2 separate regions of the Homo sapiens genome follow, and region 2 is linked to region 1. Evidence: chromatin loops called from intact Hi-C (ENCODE). Cell type or tissue: K562. All regions are shown on one strand. Links, peaks and the distances in the headings refer to the core of each region. The heading gives the core; the rest is flanking DNA.

Evidence for each region. Peaks named below come from ENCODE experiments on the same cell type or tissue, not always from the same donor. Only the 100,000 strongest peaks of a DNase experiment are listed, where the experiment ranks them.
Region 2: a loop joins it to region 1, with 2.0 times the contacts of the local background. A loop is called at or near these places in 22 of 110 quality-filtered maps.

Annotation. Positions count from the first base shown.
Region 1 is chr12:89,387,507-89,403,165 of GRCh38, forward strand. All of the region lies in intron 9 of POC1B-DUSP6 (POC1B-DUSP6 readthrough), which reads right to left. It overlaps LOC124902980 (a long non-coding RNA gene), which reads left to right. Exons shown (of 2, transcript XR_007063400.1): 2 at 6,866-7,191. It overlaps LOC124902981 (a long non-coding RNA gene), which reads left to right and starts at 10,694. Exons shown (of 2, transcript XR_007063401.1): 1 at 10,694-11,219. It also overlaps a transcript of POC1B not described here. In K562, for the core only: no CTCF peak of the experiment used is centred there; DNase peaks (open chromatin) are centred at 4,007 and 6,455.
Region 2 is chr12:89,334,613-89,350,271 of GRCh38, forward strand. It overlaps DUSP6 (dual specificity phosphatase 6), which reads right to left. Exons shown (of 3, transcript NM_001946.4): 3 at 12,623-14,949. The coding sequence ends at 14,642. It overlaps POC1B-DUSP6 (POC1B-DUSP6 readthrough), which reads right to left. Exons shown (of 11, transcript NR_189589.1): 11 at 13,453-14,949. Among named protein-coding and RNA genes, the nearest start is that of DUSP6, 10 kb to the right of the region's middle. RefSeq lists enhancers at 11,561-11,740, 15,111-15,659. In K562, for the core only: no CTCF peak of the experiment used is centred there; no DNase peak of the experiment used is centred there.

The DNA of each region.
Region 1 (15,659 bases), core at 2,581-10,580:
GAGTCTTCCAAGGAGTCTTCTGAACCACTGGGGTCAGGAAGGAGACATGAATTTTAAGGGTTTTACTACCAAATGTCCTTTGCTTTATTATTATCATTATTATTATTATTATTTTTAAACAGGGTCTTGCTCTATCTCCCAGGCTGGAGTACAGTGGCTGGAGCGTGGCCCACTGCAGCCTTGACCTCCCAGGCTCATGTGATCCTCCCACCTCTTGGCCTCCCGAGTAGCTGGGACTACAGGCACACACCACCACACACAGCTAATTATTGTTTTTTTTTTTTTTTTAGAGATGAGGTTTTGCCATGTTGCCCAGGCTGGTCTCAAACTCCTGAGTTCAAGCAATCCTCCCACCTTGGCCTCCCAGAGTGCTGGGGTTACGGGTATGAGCCACTGCACGTGTCCCTTTGCTATGTTTAGAAATTTTTAAAATAAAAAACAGTTATCCATGTTTATGGTAGAAAATTTTGAAAGTAAGAACCATCTAAATAAATATCACCCATTACCTCATTAACCAAGGATAATGCTATAAACATTACTGTTTTCTTTTTCTTTATTTATTTCTTCTTCTTCTTCTTTTTTTTTTGAGCCAGAGTCTCCCTCTGTCGCCAGGCTGGAGTGCAGTGGTGCAATCTCGGCTCACTGCAACCTCCGCCTCCCTGGTTCAAGCAATTCTCCTACCTCAGCCTCCCGAGTAGCTGGGACTACAGGCACCTGCCACCATGCCCAGCTAAATTTTCTTGTATTTTTAGTAGAGATGGGGTTTCACCATGTTGGCCAGGATGGTCTCAATCTCCTGACCTTGTGATCTGTCCACCTCAGCCTCCCGAAGTGCTGGTATTACAGGCATGAACCACCGCACCCGGCCTCTTCTTTTTCTTTCAAAATTGTGTTTACATTTTCAATATAAAAGTGGCATAGAAAATGTGGAAAACAGGGAAAAGAAGAAAAAAAGTCCATAATTATTCCACCTTAACTACTATCAAAATTTTGGTACATTTTTTCCTTAGGTTCTTTTTTGTCTTTATGAATAACATTCCTCCTTTAACATGGCAGCAACCAAACTGTATATACAATTTAGTATTATGACACTTTTGCCTGACATCATCAGAAGCTTTTTCAGGGTGACAAGTTTTGTTTTCAAAAATTTTCATTTCTACCAGCACTCTAATACTACATAGAGTAGTTATATTGTTGCTTACATTAAACTATTTCCCTAGAGTTAAAATTTAGTTTGTTTCCAGAATTTGTTATTAGAAATACCATTGTGTCAACAGTACTACACTAATAATTTTATTTTATTTTATTTTACTTTTGAGATGGAGTTTCACTCTTGTTGCCCAGCCTGGAATGCAATTGCACAATCTTGGCTCACCGGAACCTCCGCCTCCCAGGTTCAAGCGATTCTCCTGCCTCATTCTCCCAGGTAGCTGGGATTACAGGCATGTGCCACCATGCCCGGCTAATTTTGTATTTTTAGTAGAGATGGGGTTTCTCCATGTTGGTCAGGCTGGTCTCGAACTCCCGACCTCGTGTGATCCGCCTGCCTCGGCCTCCCAAAGTGCTGGGATTACAGGCGTGAGCCACCGCGCCCGGCCTATAAAATTTTTTAAAGATCCTGGAAGTGGTATAATTCTGTTATCTCAAGTTGTTTCTATTATGTAACAGACAATTATTGAGTGCCTTGATACATGCAGGATGTTAGAATAGCTAACAGAATAAGATATAGACCCTATACTCTGGAGACTAGTCATATAGCAGAGATAGATACTTATACCACACCTTTAAGTTCACCTTGAGAAGTACTACAATAGAAGTGCCAGGATCTAATGTACAGAAATCATTTGTTCTGTATTTGGCTCATAGTAAGTGCCCAGTAACAAAATGATGACAATAATGATGACTGCAGCCACCACACTTTTTCTTTTTGAGACAGAGTCTTGCTCTGTTGCCCAGGCTGGAGTGCAGTGGCACGATCTCAACTCACAGCAGTCTCCACCTCCCAGTTCCAGCGATTCTCCTGCCTCAGCCTCCCAGGTAGCTTCAATTACAGCATATGCCACCATGCCCAGCCAATTTTTGTATTTTTAGTAGAGGCAGGGTTTCACCATGTTGGCCAGGCTGGTCTCGAACTCCTGACCTCAGGTGATCTGCTTGCCTCGGCCTCCCAAAGTGCTGGGATTACAGGCGTGAGCCACTGCACCAGGCCAGCCACCACATTTCTCATAGAATCATTTAAATGCTGGTTTCCGTGATCCACATTTATAGAAAAACAAAATCAAGAGAGCAACGAAAAGTTACTCATTAATTATAAAATCACTGCTAACCCACTATATGTCTAGGCTATGGCAGCAAATAGCAAAGATTATGAAGTTCCTTTTAATTGCTAAGACAAAGTTCCTCATAGAACACAAACCACTTCCATAGTAATATACTAATAGTGTGAGGTCAAACCAACTTAAATGCTGTCAGACAGCATGACTGTCCTCTTCTGAACATGACATGGGTCAGATAGAGTTATTTTTAGATAAGAGATAAGTCAGCTTAACTACACTTCTATGTCTTTAAAAATAAAAGCCCATATAACTTTGGGGACCAAGACAGATTAAGGGAATGCTAAAATTTTCCATAGGTAGATTTTTTTTTTTTTTGCATGTAATTCCTGATTCCCACCATTGCTTTCAGCAGCCCGGTCCACAGACCTGAACAATGGTTAATGTTTAAAAAGGTACAGCGTGTTCTGCTTAACAACTCTGCTCATTTCCTCTTCCTGATGGTGCTGCTGTGATTGCAGAACTCAAGTAAGGGCTTTTTACTATATGAGAATACATGAGAAATGATGCTCAAGTCATAATAAATGTGAGATTAAGGTCACTTGAAGATAAGAAGGTTGCAGCCTTAAGGAAAAACTTCAGTTGGCTTGGACCTCTGCGGGGGCAGGTTTACTGTAGTTTGTGGAAATAACCCACAGCTACTACTGAAATATGTGTAAGGATTTCAGACAGGAAATGAAGGAAATGCTGCATTAAACTAAAAGCACTTTAGGATTTAAATAAGCCGAATATAGATTCTCTGGTGAGAATTTGATCAGGGCACTGCTGGCATTGGCCCACCCTCTCATCTACAGTAGTGGAATTACAGTCTGCCTATCAAGTCCAGAATACAAAGTGCTTTCAGTCCTCTGACTATCCTCTTTCCTCTTTTATTAATTCCATTTCTCATTAAAATCCCCTGTACAATGTTCCATGAGAGTGAGCTCAAGGCAGCTACTGACATTTCCCATAAATGATACGCCCAATCTTCTTCCTACTAATCCAATTAGTTCTACTTCCTTCAAACTTCATTCAAAACTCAACTCATCTGATCTATGCCTGATGACCTTACAGTCATTCCTTGTCACTGTAAACCCTCAGCAGTTATTGTTGACTGATTTGCTCACTATGACCATGTGTTTACTTGTGCCTGGCATTAGGCTTGGTGCTGGGGCTACACTGATGAGTAAACCCCAGTCACTGCCCTCATGGAGGTCACAGTTCACATGAAAAAAACATCCTAATAAACTGTGATAAGGGCAATGGTCAAGATAGGCATGCGGAAGTATGAGGACAAGACATTCATCCTCTGGGGTGTCAGAAGGCTTCCTGGAAAAGCTGATGCCTGAGCTGGATTTTCAAGTAGAGGAAGGTCGGGGAGATATAGATGGTAGGTAGTGTAATCCATGAACAGTTGAGATGGCCCTGTGTGCCATGGTATGCTTGGGTGTATTCATGACTTTCACTTCATGAGAAGTTCCCTGTATTTGGGTTCTTTTCCTACAATTGAATTATAAGCTCTTCCAGGAACCATATTTTCTACTTATTTTGCCTTCTTCCCCTTGGGTCTCTTACAGTCCCCAGAGAGTTTTAAAGAGTTGTGTTTCACCATCCTGGGAAACACACTGCTGACTCACTGACCACCTCCAGGCCACTCTGCCCACCGTGTGTTAACAAGACTGTGTGGCCATGGAAAGATATGTAAGGCTGCAAGCCTTTTATCAGCTGTCAGGATAGACCCAGGAAGACACACAGGTCTGACTCAAAGCACATATATACTGCCTAATGGAAGAAACCATCCAAACCACTTACCCAGAAGTTCCACAAGCCCATCACATGCCATCCTTCCACTATTTCATATTCTTAGCCTTTGGTATGGTGATTTAAATTTTACATTCAAAGAGTTCTGCACCAATATTTCTATTAAGATTTCATTGGATAATTTTAAAAAGTCACTAAGCAAGTATGGAATGGATTTTCTACTCATCCCACAGAAACAGAAAGTAACCATTTTTTAAAATTAAAATCTTAAAATTGATATGGTGGATACTTTTACTGAGGTGGTCCCTGCCTCAAAAGTTGCCACTGCTGGGCAACTCACTGTCCTCTCTTAAGTCATGTGACTTTCTTTAGCAGTGGAAATACTTAGTGCACCTCATGAGTCTTGGAGAGTTTCGTTGAGTTCCTTTGCTTTGCAATGAGAAGATCGGATCCAGGTTGAGGTTGAGGGCGGGTATATGTGCTTTGTTTCCGGCCTCATATTTGGCCTCTAGGTAAATAGAACTCCACATTTCAAGGCTACCAAATCTTTCATGGATGGTTAAATCCCAATCCCTCCCCCACTCCAGGGTCAGGGGTGGAGGAAGGAGGAGAGGTAGAACAACAGGGTAAACTGAAAACAATCAATCAAAAAAAGACAGAAAAAAAGCACCGAGCCAGTTTCACAGGCTCCGTTGCTCCAAAGCCATCATTTCAAGGTTATGGCTTTAAAATTATGGAGGAGGCAGCTTTCACCTGAGCCCTCCTTAATGGAAACAGCTGGAATCTAGCCTGCCTTTGGAAATAAGAGAGGACAATCCTGGAGCATAAAGCCAGCTGGGAAAAACTGGTCACTGAACACAAAGCTTTTTGAACTACCAAATAAAATACATGGGTACTTTATTTCCGATGACCCAGTAGCAGGGCCTAAATCATATTTGAGTGTGAAAATGAAATTAATGGCCTGTGTAAATTCCCCAACTAGAGTTTCCAAATTCTGGTCACCGGTGTCCTAACAAGCAAACCGCACAGGGAGGAGATGGTTAAATAACAGCCACTTCCAAACCCAAGGCTCTATACCACTGAGGAGGAAGAAAGACAAGCCATACTTCCTAATTTAGTTAAACTAAATAGTATCCAGATCCAGTTACCCATTTCAAACATATTAGAATAACTTTATGCAAATACTTTGGGAAAGCAAATAATATTCATGAGTGACCTTAACTACAAGCCCCTGTGTCCTTATTAGTCTATCAGAGATATTAATATTAGAACTTAACTCAAAAGACAGTGAGGACATGTTTTCATATAAAAAAGACATGTAGGCCAGGCAAGGTGGCTCACACCTGTAATCCCAGCACTTTGGGAGGCTGAGGTGGGCGGATCACGAGGTCAAGAGATTGAGACCATCCTGGCCAACATGGTGAAACCCCATCTCCACTAAAAATACAAAAACTAGTTGGGCGTGGTGGCACGTGCCTGTAATCCCAGCTACTCGAGAGGCTGAGGTAGGAGAATCACTTGAACTCAGGAGGCGGAGGTTGCAGTGAGCCAAGATCGCACCATTGCACTCCAGCCCGGGTGACAAGAGCGAAACTCCATCTCAAAAAAAAAAAAAAAAAAAAAAAAAAGACATGTAATGTTTTCAAGTCCTCACATGGTAGGCACCTAAAGGTAATTTGCTTCCTCCTTTTCTTCCACGATTCTGACTCCATTTTCTTATGATCTTGGCAGTTGGCTATAAAACCAACTTCTGGCTTTTCTTTGCTCATGTTTGCATTCCCAGCAGGGTCTTGAAAACTCATCGAGAACAGAAATCTTGTCTGATATGCTGTTGTTCCCACAGAGGGCTGGACATAGTAGGTAGACAGTAGGTGCTCCATGCATTTCTTTTTATGCCTGCAATGAACTGCTTCACTCTTTTCAGATGTTTCTCCCCTCTTAATTACACACAAAGGATGGTAAGAAAACATAAAATGTTTTTCAATACTTCATGGCCTTTCCCCACATTTTAAGACAACCAGTCTAACAGGAAAGGAACCAGAAGGGGGAAGCTATTTCTTAACATATTTGACCTAATTAAAGGGCGATGCCTGAATTTCCCAACGAGGACAGCATTACTGGAGAGATAACCCTCCAAATGGCTTTTTAAGTACAGTCCCAGCAAAATGAAAGTTTAAAGGAATTATCCATCCAAGAGTGTGTTTTACAGATAACCCCTTAGCTTTACTGAACACAGCTCTCTAATCTGTTGCAAAATACCAGCACTCTTGTGGCTGCCTCATTGATACCATCAACCACCAGGCAGAGAAAGTTTGGGGTGACTTGAACTTCTATAGATAGACTTCTATAGACAGATACTGAAGGACATTCAAGATTACCCAGTTTTGCATTTCACAGATAAGCAAGCTGAAGCCAGAGAAGTTACATATGTTAGAGATGCAAAGATGAGTATGACGTTGTCCTTGCACTCAGGGAGCATGCATTCTAAGAGGGAATGAGAGACAAGAAATATTCAGCTGTACAACAACACAGAGTGATGAACGTAAAGGATAGCATGAGGGCCAAAATTCAGTTAAGGAGAGTGAGTCACTTACTTTAAGCCCTAAATTTAAAGGGACACCAAAAACTCAGTAATCAAAGAATATTATAAAGATAAAGACAGTATCACTAGCATTACTAATTTTTTCTTTTGATTCAGGCTCCAGTATGGCTCAGTAAGACACTATTGCTGATCCTGTCATTAGTATTTTAATAATTCGTTCACATGAATTTTTGTATTTAAAATATTGCAGGCTGGGCGCAGTGGCTCACGCCCGTAATCCCAGCACTTTGGGACGCCGAGGTGGGTGGATCATGAGATCAGGAGTTCGAGACCAGCCTGGCCAACATGGTGAAACCCGTCCTGAATAAAAATACAAAAACTAGCCAGGCGTGGTGGCACACGCCTGTAATCCCAGCTACTCTGGAGGCTGAAGCAGGAGAATCACTTGAACCTGGGAGGCGAACTTTGCAGTGAGCTGAGATTGTGCCACTGCACTCCAGCCTGGGCGACAGAGCAAGACTCCATCTCGAAAAAATATAAATAAATAAATAAATAAAGTATTGCATTAAAATAGTCTTTCTCTTAGTTACTGAGTTTTTTGTTGCCACTTCCCCCTGCCTCCCTCTAAAATTTTGTACCCTAGGCAAGGGCCTCACTGTCCTCTCTGGGAGAATCTACCAGAGGCCAGGGTGGGGCTGGGAGGAAAAGGAGAGGCTTTTATGTGTATTCCAGCAGAAGTGCAAGGTTTTTAATTCCAATTTCAAAAGGCTTACAGAGCAGCTCTGCCTTGATCTGTTTTAACATTTTGTATGACAGTTTGCTATATTCCTTGTTTGGAAGAAAGAGATTCTCAGGTTTAAAAAATGTTTGAAAAGTTCTAACAGTAATGAGAAACAATTAGATTTAAATACATAAGGCCCATCACATAGATCGTGGGGTGTGAGCAGGTGATTTGGGGGAGAGAGTAAAGAGCCAAGACAGAAGGGTCTGAAGACGCATAGCCTCTGCCTGTCCCACCAGAGGTGCCATGAGTTTCAAAGGTCAGCTGTTTGCTTTCTTTTCAAGCTTCCTCTGTAGAGTCCTGTCAGCAAACTCATTCCACGGCATGTTTGGCCATTTTCCTAGGCCAAATGGCTTGCATCCCCACTTTGTGGGAGAGGGGGACTAAAAGGATAATTTTTAAAAATTGACTATTACAATAGAGTCTTCTTCTCTTAGACAAATGGTTAACATATGGGGAGGGTAGGCCGGGCGCGGTGGCTCACGCCTGTAATCCCAGCACTTTGGGAGGCCGAGGTGGGCAGATCACGAAGTCAGGAGATCAAGACCTTCCTGACCAATATGATGAAACCCTGTCTCTACTAAAACTATAAAAAATTAGCCGGGCATAGTGGTGGGCACCTGTAGTCCCAGCTACTCAGGAGGCTGAGGCAGGAGAATGGCGTGAACCCGGGAGGCAGAGCTTGCAGTGAGCCGAGATCGGGCCACTGCACTCCAGCCTGGGCGACAGAGCGAGACTCCGTTTCAAAACAAACATACAAACAAACAAATAAACAAAATATATATATGTGGAGGGAGAAGAACAGAGTGAGAAAAAGAAAATAACCTAGAAATGATATAAAATTGAATTAATCCAGCCAGACATTTTTGGGGGTTGTCACACCAACCAAATCCAGGGAGAGACTTCTCATTGTCATCTGCATGTAAATAGTGTTCCCCCTGGAGTCATGCAGTGCACGACCAGTTGACTATATGGGGCAGCAACAGTTCATGACAGTTCTGTAAATATCCACCAGGGAATGGCAGCTTGTGTTTACGTTTGACCAATTCACGAACTCTAATTCAAACAGTTAGGATTGCTTGGTTTTAACAAGATGGCTTCTCAAATTCCACAAATTTTCTTTAAGATCATTCCATAATTTTCTGAAGAGCAGAGATTTTCATTCTCTTGAATCCCTGCAATTATTAAAGGAAAAGGAGATGTGCGTGTTTATGTGTGTGCGTGTGTGTGTACTGACAAGTGATCAAGATGACAGGGGAATTTGGGAAGATGCTAAAAATAAAGGCTGCTAAGAAAGATTTCAAGGTCAGGCCAGGCGAGGTGGCTCATGCCTGTAATCCCAGCACTTTAGGATGCTGAGGTGGGTGGATCACGAGGTCAGGAGTTCAATACCAGCCTGGCCAACATAGTGAAACCCTGTCTGTACTAAAAATACAAAAAACTAGCCAGGCGTGGTGGCAGGCACCTGTAATCCCAGCTACTTGGGAGGCTAAGGCAGGAGAATCTCTTGAACCCAGGAGGCAGAGGTTGTAGTGAGCTGAGATCACACCATTGTACTCTAGCCCAGGTGACAGAGTGAGACTCCGTTTCAAAAAAAAAAAAAACAAGAAAGAAAGTCTGATTGGAGTGAGTTTAACAAAGAATGGGTGGAACTGGAAACAGTGAATGAAGACAACACTTTCTAGGGGTTTTTCTACAAAGAGAAGAAAAATAAATCTGCAGCTGAAAATGGAAATGGGGCCTAGAGAAGGGTTTTGTCTATTCGGGTTTTGTTTTTGTTTTGACATGGGGTCTTGCTGTGTTGCCCAGGCTGGTCTCGAATCCCTGTACTCATGTGATCCTTCTGCCTCAGCCTCCCAAGTAGCTGGGACTATAGGTGACAGCCACTAAGCCCAGCTTGTCTATCTCTAGATGCAAAAAATTAAAGCTGCATGCTGATGACAATGAACCACAGAAGAAAAAGAAGAAAAACTTGATGGTTCAAGTAAGAGAAATTTGCCAAAATAAAGTTTTTTAGAGACTTACTGGAGCTACATCCTCGGGTAGGCAAAGGGGGCTAGGATCCAGTGCCCAAAGTGAAGTCAGTTCTTCCATGTCAAGAGAAGGGGAGGCAAGGCTTAGGGTCGCAGATACTGGAAGGTGGGTAGAAGGGTTGGTGGGGATTTCAAAAACTTCCAGAGGCATCTATTTTCTCACCAAAATAGGAAGCAATGCCATCAGCAGAGAGTGGGCAGTCTGAAAGTGTAAAAGAATGAGCCGACTAGGGAAATGGCATATGATTATTAGGACATATGAAAGAGATGAACAGGTATAACTTTACGATTATTATTATTTTTGAGACAGAATCTGGCTCTGTTGCCCAGGCTGGAGTGCAGCGGTGTGATCTCAGCTCACTGCAACCTCCGTCTCCTGAGATCAAGCAATTCTCCTGCTTCAGCCTCCTGAGTAGCCAGGATTACAGGTGCACACCACCGCACCTGGCTAATTTTTGTATTTTTAGTAAAGACAGGGTTTTGCCACGTTGGCCAGGCTGGTCTTAAACTCCTGACCTCAAGTGATCAGCCTACCTCGGCTTCCCAAAGTGAGCCACCGTGCCTGGCCAGAAGAGGTATAACTTTAGAGCAGGAAAATCAGGAAAGAAAGAAAACTTAAATATGTATAAACTCTCACTTGGCAACACCACTTCTGGGAATTTTTCTTAAGGAAATGATTAAGGAACTTTGCCTGAATGTTCACTGGCTGGACTGTTTGTAAGAGCAGGCAGTTAGAAACAAATCTAAGAGCCTCACAATAGCAGATTGGTTATATTTAACCAATTTCCTAATCGGTGCAGCCTTTCCAATGTATTTGGTGTATACGTTGATATTGGAAGTTATTAATCATACATTTAGAAGAAAAAAAAGTCCCCATGTTTGTAAAAACTTTTACTTGTATGTTTATCTCTATCGATTAATATGCATCTATGTGTTTAAAATTGGTAATCCTGGCCGGGCGCAGTGGCTCAAGCCTGTAATTCCAGCATTTTGGGAGGCTGAGGTGGGTGGATCACGAGTTCAAGAGATAGAGGCCATCCTGGCCAACATGATGAAACCCCATCTCTACTAAAAATACAAAAATTAGCTAGGCGTGGTGGCATGCACCTGTAGTCCCAACTACTCGGGAGGCTGAGGCGGGAGAATCGCTTGAACCCAGGAGGTGGAGGTTGCAGCGAGCTGAGATCATGCCACTGCACCCCAGCCTGGGTGACAGAGTGAGACTCCGTCTCAAAAAAAAAAAAAAAAAAAAAGCAACATGACCTAGAGTAATATTTTGGTTTGATACTGCATAAACATGTTTCATAATCTGTGTAATAGCAAACTTGATACTTCCTGAATGTGTCTGTCATTAGCACACCCTTTTCTGTTAGAAGAGAGAAAAAAATATTTTCTTCCTGTTCATAATCAAGGAAATCATTAAACTGAGAAAACTCGTTGCCCTCAGTTATATACTGTCTTTCACTTTTCTTTTCACCTGTCTTCTTTTCATCTTCTCATGCAGAGATGGAGCAAAGAAACCGTCATACTCCAAATGGTGGTGTTTAACCTCAAGTTTGTTTTAAATATACCTGCCTGACTCTGACCAGAGATCAAAGTGAACATCACAAATAACGGGACAAATTGACATTATGTGTCTTCTGATATGACGCTCTGAGAGGAACACAGCACCATAAGGTGGTATCTGTGATATCTCTGGCCAACCATAAGGAAACAATTACACAAACCCAAACTGAGAAGCCTGCAAAATAACTGGCATGAAATCTTCAAAAATATTGAGATCATGAAAGGTAAGAAAAGATAGAAGAATTATTCTAGGTTGAAGAAGACTGAAGAAACATCAAAAGTAAATGAATCGCATGATCATGGGTTGGATTCAAAAATAGGAGGAAAAAAAATGTCCATACATATTGGAACAATAGGTTAATTAGAATGGGATGACTGAGATGGTGTACTAAATGGTGATACTGTGGAAATGCCAACTTGCTGCTCTTGACAACTGTGGCTGTGTAGGAGAATGGCCTTGTCTTTTGTCTTTTTTTTTTTTGACGGAGTCTTGCTCTGCCACCCAGGCTGGAGTGCAGTGGCCCGATCTCGGCTCACTGCAAGCTCCGCCTCCCAGGTTCACACCATTCTCCTGCCTCAGCCTCCCGAGTAGCTGGAACTACAGGTGTCTGCCACCACACCTGGCTAATTTATTTATTTTTTATATTTTTAGTAGAGACGGGGTTTCACCGTGTTAGCCAGGATGGTCTCGATCTCCTGACCTCGTGATCTGCCCGCCTCGGCCTCCAAAAGTGCTGGGATTACAGGCGTAAGTCACCGTGCCTGGCCTTTGGCCTTGTCTTTTAGGAAATTCACACTGACATTCCTAGTGGAACTGGAGTATCATGTCTCCAATTTTCAATTGTTTCAGAAAATAGGTAAGACAGATAGCTAATGATAAAGCAGCAAAATGTTAACAACTGGGGAACCTGGGTAAAAGGTGTATGGCAATTCCTTGTGTTATTACTTCATCTTTTCTGTAAATTTGAAATTTTTTTCAAAATAAAAAAGTTAAAATAAGAACTGTTGAAGTGCATCATGAAGCAATTGTCATTAGGTTACTTATTTACCATTACTATTAAAATGAATATGCTATCTCCATAAAACAAATTGCAAATACAGTATATCTATAGATAGACATACACATACATATTATAAGATATAAACAAATAATTATTTTTTGAGACAGAATCTTGCTCTGTAACCCAGGCTGGAGTGCAGTGCTGCGATCATAGCTCACTGTAGCCTTGAACTCCTGAGCTCAAGCAATCCTCCTGTCTCAACCTCCCAAGTAGCTGGGACTACAGGTGCGTTCCCCCACACCTGGCTAATTAAAAACAAATTTTTTTAAGAGATAGGGTCTCACTGTGCTGCCTAGGCTGGTCATAAACTCCTGGCCTCAAGTGATTCTCCTGCTTCAGCCTCCCAAAGCTCTAGGATTATAAAAATGACCCACCATGTCTGGCCTATTTATTTATATCTTACCTATGCATATGTATATCATTCATCTGGGATCCTACAGACTTGCTGAATTCGAATCTGGGTGAGCTCCCAGAAGCTCCAGGGATTATTGTGGTACATAGCCAGCATGGCAAACCAACCTTGAATCAACTGCTCCCAGTTCCAGGAGCTCTGGGTTGGGCCTGGGAAGGAGGAAATTCTGTTTCCTGTCCTTGTTTTTCTCTCACATTTCAAGTCCTGCGCCCACCATCTTTTCTGTCTTGCTATTTCACACATGAAGGTGTAAATACCTGATAATAACTTAGTGTAGATTCCCAAACTGTGCTCCTCAACACGGATGTGTTCCCAGAAAACAAATGAATACAGAAGCAGACAACCCATCTGATTCTTGGGTTAAATACGTCTGCATAATGCTTCACTCTGTAGTTCCTTCCTGGAAATGGGTAATATGTATTAGGTTTTATAAATGGCTCTAAAGTAGCCTACTTCATTTTGCTTGATTCCATACTTTGCAAACATTTTTGGCGTGGGAACACTCCCCCAGCCCACCTTAACACCTGTCACATAATATCCAGGGACTCTTGTGTTCTCCAGGTTTACTTCCTCCAGAAAGCTGCGTGAACCGCTTAGGATGCCGATGGGAAACACCTAAAGGTAATCAGGCTCAGGCATGACTCAGTCACCTGGCTCAAGTCATCTGTTGTTCTCACATCTCACATCTCTGCCTTCTTGTGTGTGTGTCAGCTTTATCCTCAGAGTGACTTCCCTCGTGAAATTTCAAGATGCCGTGAGCAGCATGCAACTGGATCTAAGGCTTCTCCCTTCATAGTGAGGGAAAGAATGGATTTGCATTTTGTCCACTCTGGTTGTACTACCCCTGATTCAATTACTGGATCAAGGAAAATAGGATTGTTGTGTTGGCTTGGACCCATCTGGGCTCATCCTAATGGCTTCTAGGGTCCCATTCACACATGGCGGCTACACAACAGATGTTGAGGAGGAAATCAGCATGTCCTCCACCTGAACATCCTCCACAATGTGGAATGGAAGCCAGCAGGGCATTGCACCATTCTTTACCCTGTTTACCTGTCCTGGGGCAAGGAAGGCGCCCTCTGAGTATAGTCCTTTCCTGAGGTGGAATAAGCAGGGCAGGGCCAGAGGCACAAGACAGGGCACTGAGGAAATGATAAGAATACCAGTGTATTGGCAGGGCGAGGTGGCTCACGCCTGTAATCCCAACACTTTGGGAGGCCGAGGTGGGCGGATCACGAGGTCAGGAGATCGAGATCATCTGGCTAACGGTGAAACCCCATCTCTACTAAAAACACAAAAAATAGCTGGGCGTGGTGGCACGCACCTGTAGTCCCAGCTACTCTGGAGGCTGAGGTAGGACAACTGCTTGAATCCGGGAGGCAGACGTTGCAGTGAGCCGAGATCATGCCACTGCACTCCAGCCTGGGTGACAGAACAAGGCTCCATCTCAAAAAAAAAAAAAAAAAAAGGAAAAAAAAAACAGTGTATTGAGTTGCCTTTTTCATTTTTTTTTTTATTCCCATGCTTTCCCACGATTAGATTTTTCTTTTTCTTCTTCTTTAGACTCACCCAGATTTCCTGTGAGCCTGGCTCTGGAGCACACTGGTTACTGTTCACCTACATTCAGGACACTTCTGAAAAAAATATTGAACAAAGATTGCTTGCCAGTTCCCTCACTGGAGGTTGAATTCCAAAGGTTATTTTCTTTAAGCCTTAATCTCAATCTTTTGAAGTCAAATCCTTCTCAAGATGGGTCCTCACAAAGTCCTAAGAACTGAACAATGTGTCATTATGACACTTGCAGTAATTTGCAAATAGCATTAGTGAATTCAAGTATTTGTAAGCAACTTTGCATGGGTCAGCCATGCTGTAATCAAGAAAACTACAGTTCTAGGTTAATGTTGGAGCATTAGGTTGACCTAATGCAAACAACGAACAATACGAGTCAAACTTTCTCTTTTTTCCTGAGAAATAGTTAATGTCAAAGTACAGTGCTTTCATGTGACTACCACTAGTGTGGAAAGTGGGCCATCATTCATTTATCACCCCAAGGAGATGAGAGATTCTAGTGCTCAGAGCTGCTCACTGTAGGAAGCCTTGGAAGTGGCCGGTGCCTGTTCCACAGCAGGTGTCCAGTTAAGTGTTATCTCTCTTCTTCCTTCTCTTTTTTGTTTCTCCCTTCCTTCCCGTCCCTTAAAACATTGCCCCAGAGGAAAAGATTCCAAACTTACTGAAAGTTAGTGTAATGAGTTATTCCCCACAGCTATTCTGCTATTGTCCTTCTTGAAGTCTTCAGCCCTGTGATTAGATTACTGCCTAATTCATTTAATTAATTCCTATATGACAAGATGTGTTATCACAAATACACACACACACACACACACACACACACACACCCCTTTAAAAATTTTTTTTTAGGTTCAGGGGTACATGTGAATGTTTGTTACATAGGTAAACCTATGTACGGGGGGTTGTTGGACAGATTTTGTTACCCAGGTATTAAGCCCAGTACCCAATAGTTATCTTTTCTGCTCCTCTCCCTCCTCCCACCCTCCACTCTCTAGTAGACCCCAGTGTTGGTTGTTTCCTTCTTTGTGTTCATAAGTTCTTATCATTTAGCTCCAACTTACAAGTCAGAACATGCGGTATTTGGTTTTCTGTTCCTGCATTAGTTTGCTGAGAATAATGGCCTCCAGTTTCATCCATGTTCCAGCAAAAGACGTGATCTCATTCTTTTTTATGGTTGCATAGTATTCTATGGACATACATACTTTCTTTTTTTTGAGACAAGGTCTCGCTCTTTCACCCAGGCTAGAGCACAGTGGCACAATCTTGGCTCACTGCAACCTTCGCCTCCCAGGTTCAAGCAATTCTCAAGCCTCAGCCTCCTCCCAAATACCTGGCTAATTTTTGTATTTTTAGTAGAGACTAAAAATGTTTCACCATGTTGGCCAGGCTGGTCTGGAACTTCTGCCTCTGCCTCGCACAGTGCTGGGATTATAGGCGTGAGGCATCTTCACCTGGCCGACACAAACACATTTTTTTTTTTTTGAGATGGAGTCTTACTCTGTCACCCAGGCTGGAATGCAGTGTCTCCATCTCGGCTCACTGCAACCTCCACCTCCCAGGTTCAAGCAATCCTCCTGCCTCAGCCTCCCAAGTAGCTGGCATTACAGACGCCCGCCACCACA
Region 2 (15,659 bases), core at 3,322-11,321, 52 kb before region 1:
CTCAACTAGCTCATGCATGTACCTTTCCTATCTGTCCTCCAAGGAGTGAGGGAAAGACTTTGTTAAGAATAACCACCATCAGCAAAACCCCACAATTCTGAAGCTCAACCACACAAAATGCAAAGGGATATTTGGCATAGAGGAAGTGAACTTCACAGAAATTGCATGTGGCCGTGCAAAGAATTCTGCAAATTTAACATATCACAAAGAATGTACTGAACAAATTTTGTTATGAGTTTTCAAAAGCCTCTCACATCTCTCAATGGTCTCCAAAGTAAACACATCTCCCACACTGTAGCATCCATTACTATAGTTTTGAGTTTCTGCTCTGAAATGATGCAATCTTCTACTCAGGACGGCTTCGTAAATATCTTTCCCAAATGATGGAGAAACAGAATTCAACTTCACTTCTTTCATTCCTCAAAGAACATGTCATGCAGGGCTGCACGTTAGTGGCCATCAACCAGGAAATATTTCGTAAACAGAATTTGTACTCCATTTATTCTGAGTTTACTTTTAGAAGCCACTTATCTCTTTTAGAAGAACTTCCCTTGCCAATCACCTTTTGGAAAAGGCCTGGAAGAGACACTCCCTGAGGACGTGCAGAATCCTAGGTCAACAGCATATACAGTGGAAATAAATAACTAAAGTATCTACATCTTAGGATGGTCCCTTTCCTTCCTAAGACAATCAGTCTTTTCAGAGCAATTGAAACACATATGCAGGTGTACACACATGGACGTGGGTGTACACACACACACACACACACACACATTGCAATATCTCCTCTAGTACATTCTTTGATATGTGACCATTACTTCTTCTCTAATAATTGTGATTAAAACTCCCAAAACAAGGAATGTCTTTGGAGATGGAAAGGCCACTAAAATTCATATTGTTCAATGCTCTCATTTTGCAAATGATGATGCTGAGATCCAGTATGTTAAATTTATCCCAAAGAATTTATATGCTCCTAGAATTTTCAGATAAGATTAGAGTTTCTCCTTTTGAGACCTCTTAGCGGAAAGATCAAAGGCTCTGAGGTCAGCCCAGCCCGGTTTCAAATCTCAGCGCTACTGTTTACCACTTGGAGATCCTAGATAATTAATCACTCTAAGCCTCCATTTTCCCATCTACAAAATGGAGATAATAAGAGCTGAAAGAATCCAGAATATAACACTGTGAAGAGTTTTCTTCTAAACATTCGTTATCTGCTTAAAAGCAGAGCCTCCTAAAAGAATTCAACTGTTAAAACTCCCCTCCCAGGAGTTTTGTAACCAGGAAAGATTGAAATCACCTAAACAGGCATTGTCACAAAATGATAGTATCTCCCATCTATTCTCCTACAGGCCTATTTATCTTTCCTACAAGTCATTTGTTTTCCTATAAGTAATCTTCTCCCTCTCTCCTCCTTCACCTATTCCTTCACCCTCTCCTTCACCCAATTCTAAGCACCTCCTTGAGTCATACTTTTTGGTAAATTCCCAAGTACTTATGTGAATAAAAATACATGTTTTCTCTTGCTAATCTATCTTTTGTGAGTTTAATTTTCAAGCCTCCAAAAGTTAAACCTAAGAGGATAGAGGAAAAAGTTTCCCTCCCCGACAGAGCTAACATGTATTAATTACTTACAACAATCAAGGCCCTGTTCTAATCATACTGAGTGTATTAATTCAGTTACTTCTGACCATGTCTTTTTTTTTTTATTTTTATTTTACAGATAAGGAAACTAAGGCACAGAGAGGTTAGCCAACTTGCTTAGCGTCAGACAGCTAGTAAGTGATGGAGCCAGAATTTGCACCTAGCCATCAAGCTCCAGAGCCCTTGTGCTTAACCACTGTGTGACAGTAACCTTACCTCGCAAGAGGGTACTAAAGATGAGATGAGATCATCTGCACACAGCTTCCAGCCTGGCACAAAGGAAGGGCTCCATAAATGTAGATGCCATTTTGACCATTAGAAAACCATCTGTCAATCTGCTGTTGATAAAACCAGGGTGTTTCCCATCTCTCATCAAGGGATTAGAGTAGCGCAAAGACTCTAACCTGTAAGCAATGTAACTAATTTGTGTTTTCATTAGCCACAGCTTAATGGCCGGTGTGGAGGGTATTGGAGTTCCAGAAAACAGACAAGGACAAGAGAGCCAAAGGATAAAAATCTATCAGAGGTATCCAGCATCATTCAATCGAACTTAACCTTCCAGTAACTTAAAAGATGTGGTTTTGTCTGTTTTGTTTGTTTTACCGCAGAGCAGGAATATTTCTCTTGACCTTTATATAACTTAGATGAAGTATGGCACAAACTCCTTTGATTTTGATTCCGGCCTCATCAGCAATGTTGTGATCGCAAATTCAACTCTATTCTCACCCTGGGAAGAGAGTAGTCTGTACCATGAGCAATATACCATGAGAAGAGTATAAAGCAGATGTTAAAAAGCTGGGCTTTTGGCCAGGCACAATGGCTCACACCTGTAATCCCAGCACTTTGGGAGGCCGAGGTGGGTGGATCACCTGAGGTCAGGAGTTTGAGACCAGCCTGGCCAACGTGGTGAAACCCTGTCTCTACTAAAAAAATACAAAAATTAGCTGGGTGCAGTGGTGGCCGCCTGTAATCCCAGCTACTCAGGAAGCTGAGGCAGGAGAACTGCTTGAACCTGGGAGGCAGAGGTTGCAATGAGCCGAGATTACACCACTGCATTCCAGCCTGGGCAACAGAGCCAGACTCTGTCAAAAAAAAAAAAAAAAAAAAGCAGCAGCTGGGCTTTCAAGTCAAACATCCCTGTGAGCAAATACCAGCTTCATCAAGTACCTGGGGAACCTTCAGCAAGTTACTTAATTTAAACTCTCTGAGTTTCTGTTTAAGCATCTAAAGGATGGAAATTTAATATCCCTACAAAACCTACCTCGTAGGATAGTTGAGCCAGCCTGATGGCAAACAGCACAATGTATTCTTTTTTAAATTCATAAATTGCACCAGGCATGGTGGCTCATGTCTGTAATCCCAGCACTTTGGGAGGCCAAGGTGGGCAGATCACTTGAAGTCAAGAGTTGGAGACTAGGCCGGGCGCGGTGGCTCACGCCTGTAATCCTAGCACTTTGGGAGGCCGAGACGGGCGGATCACGAGGTCAGGAGATCGAGACCATCTTGGCTAAAACGGTGAAACCCCGTTTCTACTAAAAATACAAAAAATTAGCCGGGCGTGTTGGCGGGCGCCTGTAGTCCCAGCTACTTGGGAGGCTGAGGCAGAAGAATGGCATGAACCTGGGAGGCGGAGCTTGCAGTGAGCCGAGATCGCGCCACTGCACTCCAACCTGGGAGACACAGCGAGACTCCGTCTCAAAAAAAAAAAAAAAAAAAAAAAAAAAAAAAAAGAGTTGGAGACTAGCCTGGCCAACATGGCAGAACCCTGTCTCTACTAAAAATAGAAAAATTAGCCATGCATGGTGGTGCATGCCTGTAATTCCAGCTATTCAGGAGGCTGAGGCACGATAATCGATTAAACCCAAGAGGCAGCAGCTGCTGTGAGCTGAGATTGCACCACTGCACACCAACCTGGGTGACAGGGTGAGACTCTGTCTCAAAAAAACAAACAAACAAAAATAATAGATTGGCTTTATGATTTATCAGTCTCTTGCAAGAAGTCTTCCATGACCTTTCCCTTCCACAAATGGATATAAACAAAAGAAAAATAAAATCCCCTGCTCCACTAAATTTTTGCAGTACTTCTGGATCTTACTTATGAAAGCAGTTTATGTTACACATTATGTGACAGTCGAAGTGCTGAGCATTTTACGTGCATTTTCTCATTTAATCCGGATAACAACAGTGTGAGGTAAATACCATTATTATTTCCATTTTTTAACAGATGGGAAACTTACTAAGATTAAGCACCTGGCCTAAGGTTACACAGGTAGCTAGTGATGAAGCTTATATTTGAACCTGCAAGAGTCTAAATCCAGAGACTATGTTCTTTATGCTACTTGTTACTTTATATCTTATAATGATTTATGTTCAAGGCTGTTTTCATTTCAAGGCTGAAAGGTCAAATTTGTGTCTAATTTATCTCTTTATGGCACTCAGAACATTCCCTGAATATAATAGGTTGTCTATGCCTTGTTGAATTAATAAATGAATAGTGGCATACATAATTCCATTCCCCAGAGCCTCATCAATTACAATTTATTTGCATTTTTCTAGGTGCTTTACGTCAATTTTCTCATTGAATCCTCCCAACTCCATCAGCTAAGTGTTATTATTATTCTCATTGCACAGGTGAAGAAACCAAGGCTCAGAGAGACTTGTCTGAAATTGAGGATCTACACAGACTAGGCAAGGTCACATGGCTAACAAGTGACAGATCTGGGTTCACATCTGGGAAAACTGAACCCACTGACTGAGCTTGTAACCATCACTCCTCAGCTGAAAATAGGATCAGAACAGAGATAGCCTCATCAAACCATGGGCATAATTTATGGTCCACTCAGCCAGCATTTCTCATTTTAAAAGTTTTAAACCTGAATTGCTTCTGTCAAAGAGTTAGAAGGGACTCAAAAATGTGAAACCTTGGATAGAGATCAGTGGCAATTCCAAAATATCCTTATAGGAAGGGTTTGGGAATAACAATCTCATTGAAATTGGGGGAGGGGGATAAGGAATTTTGAAATTATCGTAAAGCTATATTTTAATATGAAGCTCACTGTTTTGTCAATCAGATTCTATTATTGTGGGCTGCTGATGGATATTATAAGGGCATATTAAAGAAGTAATCACTATTCTGCTGGAGGATATATTAAAAATGTGTATTTCATGAATCTGTATGTATGTATGCCTATCATTTTTCAAAAGTGGTTTAAACATCAATAAAGTGAAAATTCAAATCAATAGATGACACAGAGATTTTTTGAGAATTCAAACATCATCATGACAATAATAAACGTCAGGAAGGTCTTGCAGAGATGTGTGAGTAGCCAGTAAATAGCCGTGCTCAGTGCAGTTGGTTGCACAGGAATAGCTGCAGGAAAAGAGAACGCACCTCGTGCTTAGAAGACCAAGGACTCCGAGTGCAGACGTGATCCAGGAAAAGGATGATGGCATCATTGCCGACCATTCCCTGAAGGGGTCGGTCCAATGTATTGTGGCAGTCACAAAAGCAAGCATCATCAGGAAGGATGTCAAAAACAAAATAGAAAGCACAATCTTATGAGCGTTTGCACACACGCACACACATATACACAGAGAGACACCAGAATTCATTGGCTCCAGAAATACTGAGTATAGTTCCAGCCATCAAACCTGAAAAATGGCATAATGAAACTGGAACTTACTTAAAGGAGGTCCCTTAAAATGATTAGGGTTTGAAAAGAAACCAAAGAGACTTTAAAACACTTCAGCCTAGAAAGACAAAACATAAGAGTTGGCGGATCAGGTTGATAAAATCACAAAGGGTACTGATTAAGTGAACACAGATTCTGACACCAAATCCCAGCAAAGCAGACCTAGAAGCCCTGGTAAAATTTTTAAAAAAGTGCTTTTAGGACTATTTATATTTTCAAGTGCTACTTTATAGGGCAAGTAACAAACTAGAAAAAAAATCATAACTCTAAAAGTCTATAGTTGTGAGCCCATGATAGTTATGGTGCAGTTATACCTACACTATATGCTCAGCCTTTTGATGTCCATCTTTGGAAAGACATCTAGCAAGCTCCCTTTAATGCTGTTGTTCTTTGAATGCCCTAAGAGAGGAGATGCTAGATTAAATGTTGGTTTACTACACATGGCAGATCTGGTAATTCCCAAACAGGACAATCAAAAGAATCACCTGAGGGCCATTTATAAAAAACCAGATTCCCAGGCTTCATTTCCAAAAATTCTGAATCAGTAAGTCCGGGGCTTAGCAACTCTAAGAGAAAATCCTTTCCATAGATGAATCCAAGGTATAAGTTGATTGGCTGAAATGGAATCATGTCCCACCCCTGAAACAATCACTGAAACCAGAAAATGAGGCCTTTTTTGGCCTGGGCTGGGTTATATACCCTTCCCTATGATGGGAATGGAGTTTTCTCCAGAAAAGAAGAAGGTAGATGACTAACATTCAGTGCCCCCTACTTCCTGAGAAACAGAACCTCAGTTATATTGGTACAAAAGTAATAGCAGTTTTTGCAATGATTGTAATGGCAAAAAACACAATTACTTTTGCACCAAACTAATATTAGGGGAAGCTTGTGTCCAACTGAAAGTCTGTATCCCCAGCCTCTCTAGCTATGGCCATGTGGCTAATTCCAGCCATTAAGAACATGGAGTACAAGTCTGCTGTAGGATTTCCAGCAGGCATCTTTAAGAGAATTGACTCAAGGAAGTAAACCTTTTTTCTTTTTCTCTTTCCTTCTTTCGGTGACAGAATGTATGACTGGACAGGGAATCTCTATCTTGTGATCTTTAAGATCAAAGACAGAAGAAGCCTGAATCTCAAATGATCTCATAAAATTGTCCTACCAGGCTTGAATTTCCCACTCCTGGCTTTTATAGATGAGAATAAACCCTCATGAGTTTTGATAATTTTCAGTTTTCATTCTCTGTTGTAGACTTCTGAACCTAGTCCTCCCTGATACTGTAGAATTCCACAACTACAAGTAACTGGGAAGGGAGGATAGGCAGACAAAAAAAATACAGTTATTTCTGCACTTTGCAACTTCTCTTTAAATTTTATCTCTCATATCCCTAAGCATCTTGATTTTTTATCTCTGTTTTACATCTTGAAAAATATTGTTGCCATCTCTTGCGAGGAAGTTTGTCTTTTACTACTTCCAAAGCTGGGTGTAATTCATTACTCACAACTGTCACATCTTTTCCACATCTATGTGAAAAACTAGCCCCTCTTCAAAACTGAGTTCAAGATTTAGTATAACCAAAAACACTTCTAGGCCAGCCCCACTTCAATCGAGATAATCAAAAGTATCTATTCTTTCAACTTAATCTCTCTGACTCTGTTTCCACATTTGTTAAATGGATTCAATGAGTGGATTTCAAATATGTTTAGGCACAAGTCCCACATGAGTCTCCTAGAACTCCATGTAGGGTTATACAGGTTGGGCATGGCCATTTGTATCATTATCTTTCTGACTGATACCCTGTAGAGCTGTGCAGTGTACATCCTGCCTCCAAATGTAGCCTGGTCCTTCCCTGAGGAACAAAGTTTGAAAAGCATTGTACTGATATTTTTAATGCATATACTCAATAGAGGACTAGTATTTAGAGTGTCCAAGCACCTCTGATATCAATACAAAAAAATAGAAGTAACACAACTGAAACTTGACAACAGATTTGAACAGGCTCTTCACAAAATAAAATATCTTATGGCCAATGAACACAAGAAAAGGATCCAACCTCATTAGGAATCAGAATAATGGAAATTAGAATCAAAATAAACTACCATTTCACATCTACTAGATAGGTGAAAACTAAAAAGTGTAAACAAAACAAGTGTTTATAAAAAATTTGGGAGAGTATGAAAAGTTAAATATCATTAGTGGGAATATAAGTTGGAATATCCACTTCAAAAACGATTTTAATTGTCTGAAATTGAGGTTCTACACAAACTATGCTTATTCCACTCCTCTGCAAACCACCGGGAAACGTGTACACATGAGCATTAGAATACATGCACAAAAGTATTCTTAGCAGTATTGTTCAAAATAGTCAAAATTAGGGGGAAAAACCCAAATTCTACCAATGTAAGATTACCTACTATAATGTAATACATGAAACACTATATTTTGCATGAAAATAATGTATACCATAGCTACACTCAATAACTTGGGCGACTCAATCTCAAATATAATGTTTTCTCTGACAAAATAAAAAAATTAATATTCTTTTATAAAAACTGTTTTATTTTATGGGTCAATCTAAAAATTTTTTTGTTTCTTTGTTTGAGCTGGAGTCTCGCTCTGTCACCAGGCTGGAGTGCAGTGGCATGATCTCGGCTCACTGCAACCTCTGCCTCCCGGGTTCAAGCGATTCTCCTGCCTTAGCCTCCGGAGTAGCTGGGACTACAGGCGTGCGCCACCACGCCCAGCTAATTTTTGTATTTTTAGTAGAGACAGGGTTTCACCATGTGGGCCAGGATGGTCTCGATCTCTTGACCTCGTGATCCACCCGCCTCAGCCTCCCAAAATGCTGGAAATACAGGCGTAAGCCACCGCACCCGGCCTTTAAAGAGTGTTTTGACGGCATTACTCTACTGTTAACGTTAGAAACAGATGAAAAAAATAGGAATAAAGGAACAATTATAGCAGTTGTTGAATGTTTTCAAGATTGAACCAAGAAATTAGTATGGCTAAACACTTTCATATCTATCTCCGTGGGTACTCACTATTACTCTCACAGTCCCACATTGAAACAACATTCACGCAACCAAGATGTGGCACATTGTACTTTCCAAGAACAACTGCAACAATATTTTCCATCTCTTGTGCTTTTTCAGAATTTTTCCTCTCCTCCATTAAAAGATGGATTTTTACGTTCTTTCTCCTTAAACTTTGTATGCAGCAGAAGTGACCTCTGAGCAGGTCATAAAAATCAACATAGTTTCCACCAGCCTCTCTCTCTCTCTCTCTCTCTGGGGATTTCACCCATGGAACCCAGCCACCATACTATGTGGAAATTTAGGCCACATGGAGAACCAAAGTCCCCAGCCCCGGCCCCTGGCAGAGGTCCCAGTGGGCAGCCAAAGCCAAAACCAACTCACCAGCAAAGTGAGTGAACTATCTTAGAAATGAATCCTCTGGCCAGCAGTTGAGCTGCCCCTGACAAAACTGCGCTGATCAGAGGCCAGCCTCCCCTGCTGAGCCCTGACCAAATGCAGACTTAGGAACAAAATAAATGACTGTTATTTGAAGCCACTAAGTTTTGGGGCGCTTTGTAATGTAGCAATAAATAAATGGAACATAAGATAAAAGGGTATTCCTGCTACAATTTTTCAGAGAGCCAGGTACACCCGAAGATCCCCTGCTGCTCCTTCCGCTCTTTCTTTCCTCCTTCTGTTCGTGTTTGCAGTAGGAATTAAACTGGACCCAATGAAAAATACTTAACGTGATAAATACTTAGATTTTCCCCAAAAGTAGGAAACAGAATTCTTTAGAATTAGCAACCTTTTCCAGACTTGCTTCGTGCTTTCTCGGATGTCATTATCAAAAAGTGAATGATATTTCCTCACTTTTCCTTTGAGTGTCTGAGAGTTCATGTTTGACGGTATGGTGGTTTAACATGTTTTTATTACATCAGTGATGGCTAATAGATATGCACGCCTTCTCTAGTGGTGTTTTCCATGACAAAGTAAGAAAGTGAGTGGGTCAAATTGCATACATGTGGGCCATTAATCCTTTCCTATATAAAAAAATAAAATGTGGGATCTAAAATGTTAGTTGGAAGCAGATAGGGAAATACAAGACCTTGCCCGGTAGTTTCTTCAGGGCTCCTCTTTGATTTGGGCACTTTAGCGGTTCCATCTAGAAACGGGTCATTGCCTTCAGCCTCTGAGGGCTCCTGGGAGGTCTTTCGTTGCCTTTTATTTTTAACTTGTTTCATCGAACCAGTGCAATGCACACCAAGGCCTGGATAAATATTTGTGAGTTGTTTGAACTTTGTTCTGTGCCCTTCAATATTCTCAGGAAATCGATTTTGGACTTTAAAGAAGTTTGAAAATTCGTTCACCATAACTGGACTGATTCAGGGCCAATTGCTAAGTGAGCAGTGAGAACACGGGAGGAACAAGGGTATTTGAAAGTCTTGCAGGATCTTTCCGAAAACGATTATGGCTGTGTGAGGAACTGCATATAAATTTACACCCAAAGTAATCCTTCTGAAGCAGCTGAAAGTCTGAAGACTGACTTTTTTTAAGAGGACATTTCAAGGATATTTTCTTACAGCCAGCTACCACATGATCTGCCCTGGCTGTATCCTAAAAACCCCCATCTCCATTATTTGCTAATTTGCTGGTCAGTTTACCTCTCTTCTTCTGTAGACCTGCACCATATATATGTCTTCTGCCTCTCCTCCTTGCTTCTTCACACCCTTCCCCTTTCCCCTGACCCACCTCCCTCTCCCAGTTTGCCTCTAGGAGGGATAAGAGTGAGGAAGTGAACTTCTTTGGGGCCAGTTTAGTTGTGTCATCCTGAAAGGGGAGTATGGGCAAGGGTCAGGGTCAGGCCCTATGCTAGCTGGTAGCCATTTTAGAGATACTTAGGAAAAGTAGTTTTATAATTTAAGTGCCAATGGGACCAAGGAAGAGCAACTTCTCTGCGGAGAAGGAGGATGGAAGTTTACCCCCGGTGGACACCTCTCTGACAGCACACCAGCTGGGGCCTCCCATGTGGCTGTGGAATTCACATGGAATTTGGCTAGTCATTTAACCTCTGCTTCCTCCACTTCCTCAGCTGTATAATGGGGACAGCATTTCCTAGCCGACATCATGAGACTTTATAAAGGGGAGCAAATACTGATGACAAGCAGTTTCCAACAGGAAGAGCCAAAGGCTCAAGGTTCAGTTCTGCAGTAACAAGCACTGGATATGCAAACCTTCTCTAACATTATGTGTCAGGTGTCCCATAAAGGTGGCTTTAGGCTTTATTGGCCTTTCTCTGCCTCAGTTTCCTCTTTGCAAAATAAAGATAATAATAGGACCTATCTCACAGAGCTGTTTTGAAGATTAAATGAGATACAAAGTATAGTATCTGGTACTCATGATAAATGTTAGTTATTTGTTTCACCTGCTCCGCACCTCATTTTATCATGTAATAAGTGTCACCAATCCATGAACAGAAGCTGGAATTATGAGAGAATCCTAGAATGGGAGGTAAAAACTCCCTCATTTTTACAGACAAGAAAAAAGAAATGCGGTAAGATTGGGTGCCCTGCCCAGGGCTACCTGATTCATTAGCAAGAAAGCAGCAGCTACAGTTCAGGTCTCCTAATTGTCAAGGTTGGTGCAAGTCTCAGTTTTCATTCCTTTGAAGACTGTGTTGGTATTTTTATCCCCAGATAACCCTTTTTCATTCCTATTTTAACGCTAAGACCAGTTCATACTATTAACCACTGCAATCTCTGTCTCCTGCAGCTCCCAGGAAACCTGCTGATAACCTCCCCTTCCCAAAAGCCATACCCCACCCTACCCCCCTGCCCCTGCAAAAGGCCAGGAAAGGTAGCGCTTTCTCAGAGACCTGAGGAAGCTACTAATGGGGACAGCAGGTGAGGAAGGAGGCGGTGGAACTGCAGCTGCTGGCAAAGGTTGCCCTAGTAACCGTGCGGGCTCCATTCAGGAAGCCAGCCCAACTCCAAGATGCAAAATGATCGCCTTCACGCGGCTACTGCAAGCACAAAGGAACCAGAGGAGCCCTGATATAGCTGGAAGAAAGGGAGGCACAGAGAGAGGTGGGGGCCCATGCTGTCAGTTACAACCTTCCACCTTCCACAGAAGAAAAAGAAGGAAAGAGAATAGCTCTTTGAATCTTCTGGCCTATGTGAACCGTAAAAACCACCCATTTAACATGAGTCCTTTGGTGAGAATAGAGGGAAACAGGCACCCCTCTGTTCACCAGCCTTCTGAAACAATATGTCAGGAGAAGGGGGAGAAACCTCAAACATTGCAACTTTATGGAGGCTCTAAGCTCTTCATACTCTCTCTCTCCTTTATTCAGACTGGTGACAAAGACCATTTGCTCCCAATTTATTGGAAACTTTTTTTTTTTTCACAGCTTGAGCTGCTTAGATGCAGCGAGCTCCCTCTCCCCAAATTGCAGTCAGACACTTGCTGAATGGGCCAGGCTCAATTATGCTCCCTCCACAGGTTCAGCTCACACTGTGACCCTGCATGGCTTCCTGCTATTCATATGTGTTACTTCCCCTTTGTGGTAATGGCTTGTGGCACTTAGCCAGAAAACATTATTAATTTCAGAAGTGGACTGACAAACAACAAACCCACAGTAAAACGAGAGGAAGTGCTGGGGAGGCCAGCTGTCGGCTTGAGCCAAGCAGTAGGAACTCAATGTATGCAGGTTCTAGGAGGAAAGAGATAATAATCCACAAAGAGGAAATGCACTAAAATTATCCACAGCCCATATTTTTTTAAAAAACGAAAGAAAGAAAAAGAAAGAGAAAAGAAATCAGAGAAAAGAAAGGGGGGAAAAGCACCCAGCTACTTGAGCTGCAGCTGGACAGGAAATTGCTAACGCTGCTTGCAAATCCTTACTTTGAACAGGCAGTTTAGGGAATGCCAGGAGCGGAAACCGTTCAGAACTGGATTAACACGAGCCAAGTTGAACTGCAATCCACTTCTCCTTTCTGTGCTCTTGCTGACTTGGGACACCCAAATAGGACAGACTGACTTGGTATATATATATATTTGCACTATTTCTGTTTGCTTTTTATACTTAGTTGCTTAAAAATCACCATGGACAGTTTTATATGATTGCCATCGAATGAAGGCCACTTGCCTCCTAAGTTAGTGTAGACGACCAAGCAGTCAACTCATGTGCCATGTAGGTGAAAAGCTCATTCTTCTCCCCACTTCACATGAAGGGACTGAGCTCATGCAAAAAGAGCCCCAAATATAAGTACGTTCTAGTTCTTTTGATTCCATACACCTGCCTTTTATTTTGGTTTGTGTATTTTTACATTTGAGGTAAGGAGAGGGTAGGTCCCAAGAAAAATGGCAAGATATAAAGTCTTTAGCTTGAAAAGAAACTAAAATAATCCCCACAAGTTTCAATAAGGGTTTCTGACCCACATCCCAAGCCAGTTAAACAAAAAAGCACATTACAACAGGGATGACAAAGTTGCCTCCTAAGTGCCAATGTAAAATTCTAAAGCCATATCCTGACACGGTGAGGAAGCTTAGATATGCCTTGCCATGCGCATGCTAGGGGAAAAAGTGGAGACATCATTCTGGATTCAGCATTCTCACACTAGGATATCTGCAGGTAGAATTGCCCATGACAACAGACTGGAAAAAGAATTATCCCTACTTCCTCTTTGGCATTATCTCAGCATTATAAAGCAGAAGATCCTGACAGTGAAGGATAGGGAGGAGGTTAACATGTGGCTGTCATCTTGGTATTCTGCTACACCTCTCTGTGGTTAATATCCAAATTGTATTCCTCAGCAAGCTATGCTCTATAGGTTCATTTTTCTTCAGGGGCTTTAAAATCTTAAGCCGGAACTATACTCATAAGAGGTATTGTTCATATACACGGTACAGTCGGTCCATTCTAGGATGTCATCTTTATTCGTGGCAAACGATGAATTTCATAAACTGCTGCTGAAAAACGTTCTAGGAAAAGCTTAAAAGAACCTTGCCCTACTATGCCTACAAGTCAAAATCAATCCCTGAATGAAAAAGTTCTAAAATGTGTCACTTCACACATAGGTATAACTGAGTTTTTAAAAACACACATTCAATAGCCAAAATAGTTATTTATTAATAATTTAAGGTTTTACATTCTTATAATAAATTCCAGCTCTAAACTTTACACCACGAACATAATGGAGAATTTAACTCTCCCTTCTTCACAATCAAATGCATTTCTCTTATCAAATGGGTACCCATGCTCACACACACACACTTCCAGTTTTATACAAATTTTTTTAAAGGAAAGAAACCAACCCAAAGTATTGCATTTGAGGTGACACTCCCTGAAGAATTTTATACAGAGGTAATATACTGTTTAGCACAGCTGAAGGTTTTTTTATTCTTTCTTTTTTTAAAGTGAGCCCATGATTTGGTGTCTTTCCCAGATTATCCCCTTTGCGACAACACAAGCAAAAATATTTACAAAGGTAAGGCATAGTCAAACTACATAAAGAGAAAAAATCATGAGGAAAATACATGAAAAAGACTAAAGACTTCGCCATAACAAGGTCTTAGTGATAATAGTGTCCGTAAAGATGTCATCAGAATTGGTAAAGTCAAGCATGCTGCAAATATACCCTTTGGATTAGAAAAGAGCACAATTTTCTTTTTTTGTTTTGTTCTGTTTTAAGAAGTGGCATACTGCTCTTTCTCCCTTTGGATAATTTCTTTTAAGCCCATCAAAGGAAAAAACAAACACAATTCAAACAAACACTGTCAAGTGATTCAAGATCAAATATTTACAATAATCAAATGGAGTATCAGATTTTTTTTTCCAAACTGATACCACAAATACAGAGCTGAAATCTCTCTTTGGCTCCTCTATATGCAAAATTGAATTAGTCTTCATTGAAGACAATTATATAGTCAGTTCCAGATGCAAAAGGAAACAGCCTTACAAGGCCCTAAAGAACACATGCTCCTACCCTATCATTTGGTTCTACCCTATGCGCCTGGAAGTCCTCGAATCCCAGTCCCTGCATGGGTAGGCTGTACACATGGGTACAGAGCAAACCTACTGCCTGTATCTATACAGCATGTCCTGTTATTCCAAAGAGAATGGAGCAAATCTCTCTGTTAGTATTAACCAATTCCGCACTTGGTAACCTTGTCTAGTACAGACAGCTGGTGTCATTTTGACACCTGGGGCCACACACAAAGAAAGCAGCCCAGCTGATGCTGCCAAGAGAAACTGCTGAAGGGCCAGACACATTCCAGCAAGGAGGGGTGTGGGGTCTTTCACGTAGATTGCAGAGAGTCCACCTGGTATACATTCTGGTTGGAAGGGGTGGTAAAATACAGCTGCTGTGCTGGAACCCTGTTGTCACATGGGCTGCTGAGTCCCAGCGTCCTCTCGAAGTCCAGCAGCTGACCCATGAAGTTGAAGTTAGGGGATATGTTGGATTTTTTCATTTTGACAATGTCATAGGCATCGTTCATCGACAGATTGAGCTTCTGCATAAGGTAAGCCACAGTCACAGTGACTGAGCGGCTAATGCCAGCCAAGCAATGTACCAAGACACCACAGTTCTTGCCCCGGGCTTCATCTGTGAACACAAAAAGAAAAGCAAGATCTCAGCAGACTGAAAACCACCCTTTGTGAATGATCAGTCTAAAAACTGAACTTGAAAACATAATAATAATAATAGTTGTGTGTGGCAGTTGAGCCCTACAAGCAGCAGAAAATGTATCACTGAAATGAAACATGTACACTGGACACAATTACATATTTCAGATATTTTCTGAAAAGAGAGCTTTTGTATTAAGTTTCTGCCAACAAAAAACTCCTTAATGGGTGCATTCTTTGCCTCGGCATGTGAATACCAGAAACCCTGCAATATGTTCGTGAATGCCTTTTACACAGACAACCAGACTGCAAGGGTCTATTAAATTATGCTCCAAATGTTGTGCAGCTAACAATGGAGGTATTCAGGCATTTTAAAAGAGAGAGGGAAGTCACAGGGGACGGCCCATTAGGAGGAACAGGATGTCGACACGGCCTGAAAATGAGTTCCTTTGTAATAGGAAATGCATTACAATGCCTGGAGATTCACTTCTCCCAGGCTTCCAGCCCACAGTTCTTCCTGCTGGGCTCAGGTTACCCACTGTCTCACTGTTACCAGTATCACCGCATCATTCAACTGGATAACATTCAGCATTCATACTGCTTTCCAACAACTAACTTGATGTCCTAAAATAACTCCTAGATGTTTTTAAATTATAAAGCAATGCTGGAATTCCTGTCTATAGTGAGTAC